Regions from separate parts of the Homo sapiens genome. Here region 1 is linked to region 2. A link is a contact called in ENCODE Hi-C or POLR2A ChIA-PET data. All regions are on one chromosome and are shown on one strand. The core of a region is the stretch at or near the end of the contact, and the rest is flanking DNA. Distances in the headings are between cores, read along the strand shown. Region 1 overlaps CBSLR (CBS mRNA stabilizing lncRNA). Region 2 overlaps SWT1 (SWT1 RNA endoribonuclease homolog).

Evidence for each region. Hi-C counts contacts between places; a loop is a spot of excess contacts on that map. ChIA-PET counts read pairs that join two places held with the same protein, here RNA polymerase II (POLR2A). Pooled maps may share reads with other maps.
Region 1: a loop to region 2 is called in a map with no recorded cell type, with 7 times the contacts of the local background. The contact joins two enhancer-like sites. A Hi-C loop is called at or near these places in 3 of 37 single-sample maps with no recorded cell type and 7 of 50 pooled maps. POLR2A ChIA-PET finds 5 or more read pairs at or near these places in 7 of 52 experiments (CD4-positive, alpha-beta T cell, CD4-positive, alpha-beta memory T cell, CD8-positive, alpha-beta T cell and 4 more).

Annotation. Positions count from the first base shown.
Region 1 is chr1:185,336,562-185,341,240 of GRCh38, forward strand. All of the region lies in intron 1 of CBSLR (CBS mRNA stabilizing lncRNA), which reads left to right. Among named protein-coding and RNA genes, the nearest start is that of CBSLR, 21 kb to the left of the region's middle. Within about 2 kb of position 2,335, at least 12 of the 41 ENCODE cell types and tissues checked have a DNase peak (open chromatin) inside an H3K27ac peak, as active enhancers do; they include CD4-positive, alpha-beta T cell and CD8-positive, alpha-beta T cell, where a contact is called at or near this core.
Region 2 is chr1:185,278,828-185,282,997 of GRCh38, forward strand. The region is part of intron 18 of SWT1 (SWT1 RNA endoribonuclease homolog); the gene reads left to right. All of the region lies in intron 1 of LOC105371651 (a long non-coding RNA gene), which reads right to left. It also overlaps the pseudogene PSMD7P4. Among named protein-coding and RNA genes, the nearest start is that of IVNS1ABP, 36 kb to the right of the region's middle. Within about 2 kb of position 2,569, at least 2 of the 41 ENCODE cell types and tissues checked have a DNase peak (open chromatin) inside an H3K27ac peak, as active enhancers do; they include CD4-positive, alpha-beta T cell and CD8-positive, alpha-beta T cell, where a contact is called at or near this core.

The sequences.
Region 1 (4,679 bases), core at 1,085-3,584, 58 kb after region 2:
TCCTCATATTTGATTGGGAAGAGAGGGAGGCTGGAGGTGGAGACAATGAAGAAAGGGATTGACTATTCAATGACTTCTAGACATTTTATCTAAAGTGTTACCTGCATTTCCCCAGGCCATGCCCAATGAGCTATCAAGAACAGCAATGAGATGCTAATCCTACAGATTGGATGAAATAGAGGGAGCTAGAACCACATGCATCCTGCTCCCCACAACTTCTCCCAACTAATGCAGAAGGTTCCCAAGGTTTGTCAGACAGCGATTTGAATTTCTGTGGTCTCTCTGGCTACCTTGTGGTATTTCTGGTGCCCTGTGGCTCTTGGCATAGGCACTATAATGATGCTAGTCCTTCACCCCTCATTTGTCTGTCTGAAAACTGTGCTGGTTTGAGATGTTTCCCACAGATATCTGGGTGATGTGGCTCCATGTTTTTTACCAGCACTATTTGTAAGCCATTTTTCCCCTGACAGGGACACAGCTTCCTGAAGATTGGGCTGGGAACAATCTAACTCCATTCAAAATCACCTTTTCCTTAAGAAGACCTGTGCTTGTCATTAAATCGTGTGTATAAGCTGGTGTAGACCTTTCAGTTAAGTTCCTTAGACCAATAGTCTTCAAAGTTTTTGCTCTCAAAAGCTTTAAAAGACTTGTAAAACTTAGTATCTCTTTGCAGATTTTCAAGTCAACATGAACATATTGTGTAAAGGATCTATTTTATGTTGTCAACAGACAAAATTACAACAAACAGTTTAAATAGCTCAGTTGGCTGTATTGTAGTTCTAGAATTGGGCAACACTTCATTCCATAAAATATAATAAGTGTTCTGATGAGCTGAGCAGAAGGAGTTAGCTTTGTAGGCAGAGGACGGCTGAAGAAAGCAGAAACGAAGAGAGCAAAGAGGATATTAGTCATTCCACAGCTACTTTTCTGTAAGGCAGGACAGGGAAGCAGAATAATAGAAAAAAATGTGGCTCCCATCTATAATCCCAGCTACCCAGGAGGTTGAGGTGGGAGGATCACTTGAAGCCAAGAGTTCTAGGCTACAGCAAGCTACGATCATGCCACTGCACTCCAGCCTGCGTGACAGAGCAAGAACCCCTGTTAAAAAAAAAAGAAAAAAGAAAAAAGAAAAAAAGAGACAGAGAACTGATTAGTTAACATCAGGCTACTTCTTTTGTGTGTGTGTGTGTTTTTTCAAATTTACTAAGTAATGAAACAAAAGATCCAACAGTTCTTACATAGCCTTTATTTAAAAAAAGAAAAAAAGATAAATTGTCTTGAAACTACTCCTAAGTATTTTGAAAAACATTTCCTTTTAAAAGTAGCTGGCCAAGAATCCAGAAAACCTTTTCATTTTAGAGAATCTTCCTCTCTCTTGCTTTTCTGTTCTCTTACCTGATGTCAGTCATTTTGTTTTTCCTGGGCAGTCAGAAATCAGTTTTTACTTTGGAACTAAGACACTCATTTTTGGCTTTAAAAATTGTTAATTATATTGTTCGGTTTTGGGTACTATCTTTGGGTAAGTTGACAATTTCTAGGTTTTTTGTTAATTAAAAATTTTTAGTTTTACTACCTCTGTATCTACTTGCGTAAAAAAGGATAGTATCTAATTATATTTTAACTTACCACTTTTTAAAACTTTTAACTGTTTATATGTGTAAGGATTTAAGTAGAAGTTTTTCGTACTGATTGAAGATTTAAACTGGCTTGTTTGGAAAATCAGCTGTTACCTCTTTCTCCTGATTTCTCAGAAGGTCAAATAAATACTTAGTTTGAGTTTGGTAGAAGTGAACTTTAGTATGAGTGATCCCATTCTGATTTTTTATCTGGTCTGTTGAGGCCTGGTGCAGAAACTTAGTCCAAAACAATGGCCTCTTGTGATTTTTATTTAACAGTATTATCTTCGTGCTTTAAATACCTTTTCCTTAAAATCACAGAGTTTCAGATTTGTCTCAGGTCAGAAATTGTTCATAGAGCAAATTATCTGCATCAAATTACACTGGCTGTTTCTGTCAGGAAAAAGTTGACTTTATTTATTTATTTTTACTGAAAATAAATGTGATTACATGCATGTCTGTGCAACCTCACTTCTGAATGTAAGAGACACAATGTTGGGGAGGGTGGGAGAGAAAATCAGGGTAAAGGCATGGAGCCTTGCTTTGGCTTTCTTCACCTTGCCCTACCTCTCCCGAAATCTCCATTCCCTGGTCCCTCTGCTTGGTGGCCCAGAGGTGTTTACCCCTGGAGCAAGCACACAGGAAGCTTAGGTCCCAGTGGGGCTTTGCCTTCCCTTTCTTTTACAAAATGGTTGCAGGGCCTTTGGTTGCGAGAGAGGATGTGGGAAAGGGAACCACAGGCCGCTGCAGACTTCTCTTCTGTAGAGCAGTGTTATGAGAGGACACGTGGGAGCTGGGGATTTGAACATTGCTTCTGTTTAAGCTATCCATGCCTGTGAACCCTTGGAAGGTCTTTATATCCCCAGAGTTATGAGTACCCCAGTTTGAAGACCACTTCTTTAGACCCCTCCACTTACTCCAGTTGAGTCTGGGATGTGCCCACGCAGATCTGATTGCAGCTCTTAGATTAGGCCTTCATGTTTGTTGAATATTTACAATGTACCAAGTGGCTTACCTTTATAAGTTTGTCTTCCTGAAGACCTTGTTACAGATAACTCAGGTAGCAGAAGACTCAGGAGCCAGACTGGGATACTCCTAATCCCTAAATTAACTTTTGTTCCTGCCACAAAAACTTTCTTAGTTGCATAAGACATGGTCAGCTGAGCTCGTGGATTGAAAGGAGGATCTGAAAGGAAACCTCAGCGTTTGTAGACCATTTCCTGCTTGTGGTTTCCAACTTAATGAGAGAAACAGTGCCTTTTTACAGCCATATCTGTAATAGTGCCTTTTTAGGGCTGTATCTGTGCTACTGAGTCTCCCCTTGACGAAAACTTAGTCAGGCTTCTGTGACCTTGGGCAAGTCCCCCAAGTGTCCAATTTTAGCAAGAATCCTGCTGAATCAGTTTAGCCAGAATCTCCCACCTTAATATCTGATCATCCTCAAAATCTGATCAACATTCTCATCCTCCACCATCCACTACGTAACATCAGATCACCCTGACCTGCCTTCAGCAAGAATCCCATTATGTTTGTTTAACTAGAGAATCCCCTTACCCTTGATGCTTTCTCTTGGCAATTTTCCATCCACCTACTCCTGCACTGTGCTCCCTGTCTATAAATTCCCCCTTTTTCTTGTTGTACTTGGAGTTGAACCTGATCTCGTTCCCCTGATAACAAAAACCTCATTGTAATAGCGCCCGCCATCCTGCCCCGCTTGAATAGTCTTCCTTACCATCTTTAATAAGTGTCATGAATTTTTTTTTCTTTAACACTCTTGTAGGGCTTTAGATAACCTTGGAGGCAATTTCATTTACTTAGATCTGCATATTATTTTGATGTGGTAATTTATAAAACACAGACTTGGTATCTTTGTGTTGCTGTAAAGCAATACCTAAGGCAGGGTAACGTATAAAGAGGTTTATGTGGCTCACGGTGCTGCAGACAATACAAGAAGCATGGCGGCAACATTTGCTTCTGATTAGGGCCTCAAGAAACTTCCACTCATGGTGCAAGGTGAAGGGGAGCCACCATGTAGAGATAACATGGTGAGGAGGAAGCAAGAAAGAGGGAGAAGGTGTCGGGTCCTTTTCTAACAATTAGCTCTCAGGGGAACTCTTGCTGGAATTCTTGTAGTAACTGATAGAATAACTCACTACTGTGAGGATGACACCAAGCCATTTGTGAGGGATACATCTCCATGATCCAAATACCTCCCATTAGGCCCCACTCTGACGGGGGGGATCAATTTCAGTATGAGGTTTCGAGGGTCAAACATTCAAACGATAGCACTTGGTAATTCATAAAACAATTTTCTAGTTTTTTAAATTTACTAAGTAATGGAACAAAAGAGCCAGCAGTTCTTTCATAGCCTTTATTTTAAAAATTGTCTTAAAATTACTCCTAAGGATTTTGAAAATCATTTCCCTTTAAAAATAGCTGGCCAAGAATCCAGAAAAACTTTTCATTTTAGAGACTCTCCCCCCGTCTTGCTTTTCTGTTCTCTTACTTGATGTCAGTCATTTTATTTGTTTTTCCTGGGCAGTCAGAAATCAGTTTTTACTTTGAAATTAAGACATTCATTCTTTTGTCTTTAAAAAAACGTTAATTATATTGTTTGGTTTTGGGTAGTATCTTAGGTTAACTTGAAAATTTCTAGGTTTTTTTGTTAATTAAAAAGTATTAATTTTACTGCCTCTATCCACTTGCATAAAAAAGGATAGTATCTAATTACATTTTAGCTTCCCACTTTTTAAAACTTTTAACTGTTATTTTATTTTACTTTTAAAGGTAGAGTCTGTGTTGTGCGGGCTAAAGTGCAGTGGCTATTCACGGTGTGATCATAGTGCTCTATAGGTTCAAATTCCTAGGCTCAATTGATCCTCCTGCCTCAGCCTCCTGAGAAGGTGGGACTACAGACACATACTGCCATGCCTATATTTATTTTTTAACCACTTTTTAAAAATTGAAATATAACTCACATAGGATTAAACCTTTTAAAATGTACAATTTGGTGGTTTTAGTATACTGACTTTCTTTTAAGATAGCATTGTCAAAGACAAAATT
Region 2 (4,170 bases), core at 1,319-3,818:
CAGTTCATTTGCTATATATAACTTACCTGTGTACCTGTGTGGCTACAAAATATTATGAACAGGCCTAGCAACAAAGTTAACTAGCAAAATGCTTCTACTGTTAAAGCTCCAGACTGATAAATTTGTTTGAGGATATCAGATGTAGGATTGATAGTCATACACAAATGTTTCAACACAACTATGAAAGTTCACCAACTCATTAGATTAAAATAAGTTTTTCAAGAAAATCTGAAGCCAGTTGGCATACACAAATCTGTTACAGTTGGGGGAGAAAATGTTTTCTTGCCCTAATCTTCAGATTATCAATGAATCGGTTTTACTCATATAGATTTTTACAGATAATCCACATTTAAAATATTGTGTGAGATGTGTCAAAAATATAACATCTTCCAACCTTAGCCGTATTTTTTAGTGTAAAAAGCTTATTGTAGATACATGGAGGCCACAATTTCTTGAAGCATGATCCTAGTAGACGTCTAGAATTGTTTTGATTTTAGCTTACTTTTAGATTAGTTGGCAGAGTTTTTATTGGGGGAAGTTCAGGAGTCAGGTCAAATGTTCATAGTTAAAGTAGTTGTACTATTTTTTTTCTTTGTTTTCTTTCCATTTATTATGTCAGGGATTTAAACTATGAAGTTAATGAGTAAACCCTCTTTTATACCCAGAAGGATGATTTTAAAGAGAAATCAAATATATTTAATATGTTGCAGGCATTGAAAAATGGTAATTGCTGCTCAGCAAGCTTTCAGTTAATACTATTTAGATCTTTTGGGTTTTTTGTGAAATTATTTGCCAATATTTAGAGTACACAGTATCTTCCATATTTGTCTCTGGTGTGCTCCACAACTTAAAATTTTCAAATAAGCTGCCAAAAGAGAGAGGGTTTTTTGGTTTCACTGGTTCATACTAGATATGGGGCCAATTGTGGAAGATGAAAGGTGACACCATTTCCCTGTGACTCAGAGGTGAAAACAGAAGAATGATTTAACTTGCATATAGATGACTCCCTTTGGGAATATGAAGGACAGTTAATGTTTAAGACAATTATTTAAATTGTCTGAATTTGATAATCTTTGTTTTTGTTTTTTTTAAAGCATTAGTTGTAAACAAGGAAACTGTTGATGTGCCACACCATATTTATTGCAATAAGGAGATGTGAAATAATGAGAAGTGTATCTGTGCCCTGATATGGTTAGGTTTTGTGTCCCCACCCAAATCTCATCTTGAATTGTAATCCCTATAATCCCTACGTTTGGAGGGAGAGACCAGGTGAAGGTAATTGAATCATGAGAGCAGTTTCCCCCATGCTGTTCTCATGGTAGAGAGTTCTCATTGAAATCTGATGGTTTTATAAGATGCTCTTCCCACTTCACTCAGCACTTCTCATTCCTGCTGCCTTGCAAAGAAGGTGCCTTGCTTCCCCTTCCTCCATGATTGTAAGTTTCCTGAGGCCTCCCCAGCCATGCTTAACTGTGAGTCAGCTAAACCTCTTTCCTTTATAAATTACCCAGTTTTGGGCAGTTCTTTATAGCAGTATGAAAACGGACTAATGACAGTCGCTGACTCTGGTTCCTGAGACAGAGCTCCTAAAACCCTAGATAGGACTTCTGGGATAATCTTTTGTTCTAATCTTTGGTCTTTAACCTGGTTTCCTGACACAGAGCTCCTAAATCTCTTGGAATTTCCTAGGTGATAGGAGCATCGTTTGCTCTAATGAGGCAACTCTTGGTGGGCTCCTGGATGGGGGCTGGTCACCAGAAGGACCCAGCCATGATTAGAAGCTTAACACATTCAGCTCTACCCCCTATCCTCTCAGAAGGGGAGAGGGGCTCCAGGTTGAGTTAATAATCCATCATGCCTACAGGATGAAGCCTCCTCCATAAAAATCCCTGAACTGGCAGTAGCTGCCAAACTGGAATAGGAGAAGCTGGGCCTGGAGGAGCTGAGAGAGTTCTTGCCACTGTTGGTGTTGGCGAGTGGCAGGGAGCCAGGACTTGAGGGTTGGGGTGTGTTGTGATGCCAGAGCTGGCGGTGCAGAAGGTGGTGGTCTACCCCCTGTTGCTTCTCAGTGTGGTGGATCACTTCAGCTAATTTGGTGAGGTTGGAAACCAGAAGCATGTTGGTGTGCTATTGGGGTCATGGCAAAAGAAAATACTTGATATGTCCAAGAGTTTTCAGTCCCTTTTTATGATGATGACTAAGTCCTTTTTTATGAAGATGACAAAGATGATCTGATTTTTAGACCAAGATTATTTGGAAAACATTTATGGATTGTTTAAGAAGGTAAATAAATGCCAGAGAAAGAATATTTGGGTGGCACCACACAGGCCATAAACTTTACAAGAATGCCATTGCCATCAATGAAGTAATGAAATGATGCTGCCCTAACTCTTGTTTTGGTCATTATTGATGTGAAACCCAAGGACCTGAGCCTGCCCACAGAAGCATATATTGTGGAAGAAGTTACAGAAACATATACAGTGGAAGAAGTTCATGTTGATAGAACTACAACCACAAAAACATTTGAGCATGTGACTGTGAAACTGGAGCAGAGGAAGCTGAGGAAGTCAGAGTCAAACACTTGTTATGAGACATCAAAGACACTACCGTGGGTACTCTTTCCTAGCAGATTATTAACCAGGTCTATGCATGGCTTGAAGGGTAAAAGTAGCGACAGGCAAGCTACCCATAAACCATCAGATCATCTGCCTGCTGTAGGATGTCTTCAACCTGCTGCCAGATGTCAGCCCTGATGAGTTTGTCAAGGCCTTTCACCTGAAGACCGACCACCAAATGGAGGTGATATACTTGGCCTTGCTGATCTGTTTTTGGTTGCCCTGCACAGCCTCATCAACAACAAGATTGCTAACCAGGGTGCAGAGAAGAAAGACGGACAGGAAAAGAAGAGAACAAAAAGGATAGAAAAGGAGACAGAGAGAAAGACAAAGAAAACATAAACAGTGATGAAAGAAGAGAAAAAGGAGAAAAAGTAAAACATGTAGCTTTTAAAATTTGTAAATTAACCTAATAAACTAAATCAGTGTGCTGCTAGAAGGTTCTTGCTTGCTTTTAGTGCTTTTTGAAAAGCTGTTCTATTGACAACCCTCTGCTTCTGGCCACCCTTGCTGTGGCATTACATGGAAGCAAATGGATAGAGGGACTGATCTTGTACCTAATACTGCAGTTTCAATTGCTGTGAGTTGAGGATGTAATAGTCAGCTCTGGCTTCAGATTGTGTGAGAAAAATTAAGAGAAGTCAACATAACATTTTTGGTACTCATTCTTTACCTGTAAAACCAGGAGTTGAGTTTTTCCCCACCGTAAAAGACTCTTGGGGTCTATTTCTGGTAATTTACAAAATTGCTGAACAGAGTGCATGAATTCCACCCATTCTCTGCCTTTTAACACTTTTGAGTTCTGACCCTTTTGAACTCTGTTGAGAAAAACCACACCACATTTTGGATCTACGTGTAGTTCTGGCATTCTTAGGGCTTGGGATCCAGCTTTATATTTTGTTTACCTTCGAAGACACAATTAAATGGTTTGGTTAAAAAAAAAAAATCCCTGAACTACCAGGTTCAGAGAGCTTCCAGGTTGCTGGACCCATGTAGCTTCTTGGGGGGCGGCACACACAGAGAAGGCATGGAAGCTCCAGCCCCTTCCAACATATGCTTGGTAATATCAAGTATTTTATAAAAAATGAGTAAAACATAAATATTTCCCTGAGTTCTGTGAGCTGTCCTAGCAGACTACACCTGAGGAGGGAGTTGTTGTGGGAACCCTCCTGATTTATAAGCCAGTTGGTCAGAAGTAGAGGTGACAAACTGTTACTTGTAGTTGTTGTCTGAAGTGGGGGGCAGTCTTGTTTGATGAGCCCGCAACCTGTGGGAGTTGACTCTGACTCCAGATAGTGTCAGAATTGAATTGAATTATAGTACACCGAGTCGGTGTTCACTGGAGAATTGCGTGCTGTGTGGAGAAAACCCCACACACATCTGGGGTCAGAATTGTTGAGTGGAGTATATGAGAGTATAGTAGGAAACCCCACAACCTCCAGGTCGACCAACTACCTATAAATTGGGGGTTCCCATGACTCCCTCTTCAGGTTCAATTAATTTGCTAGAGTGGCTCATAGTACTCAGGGAAACATTTTACTTATATTTACCCATT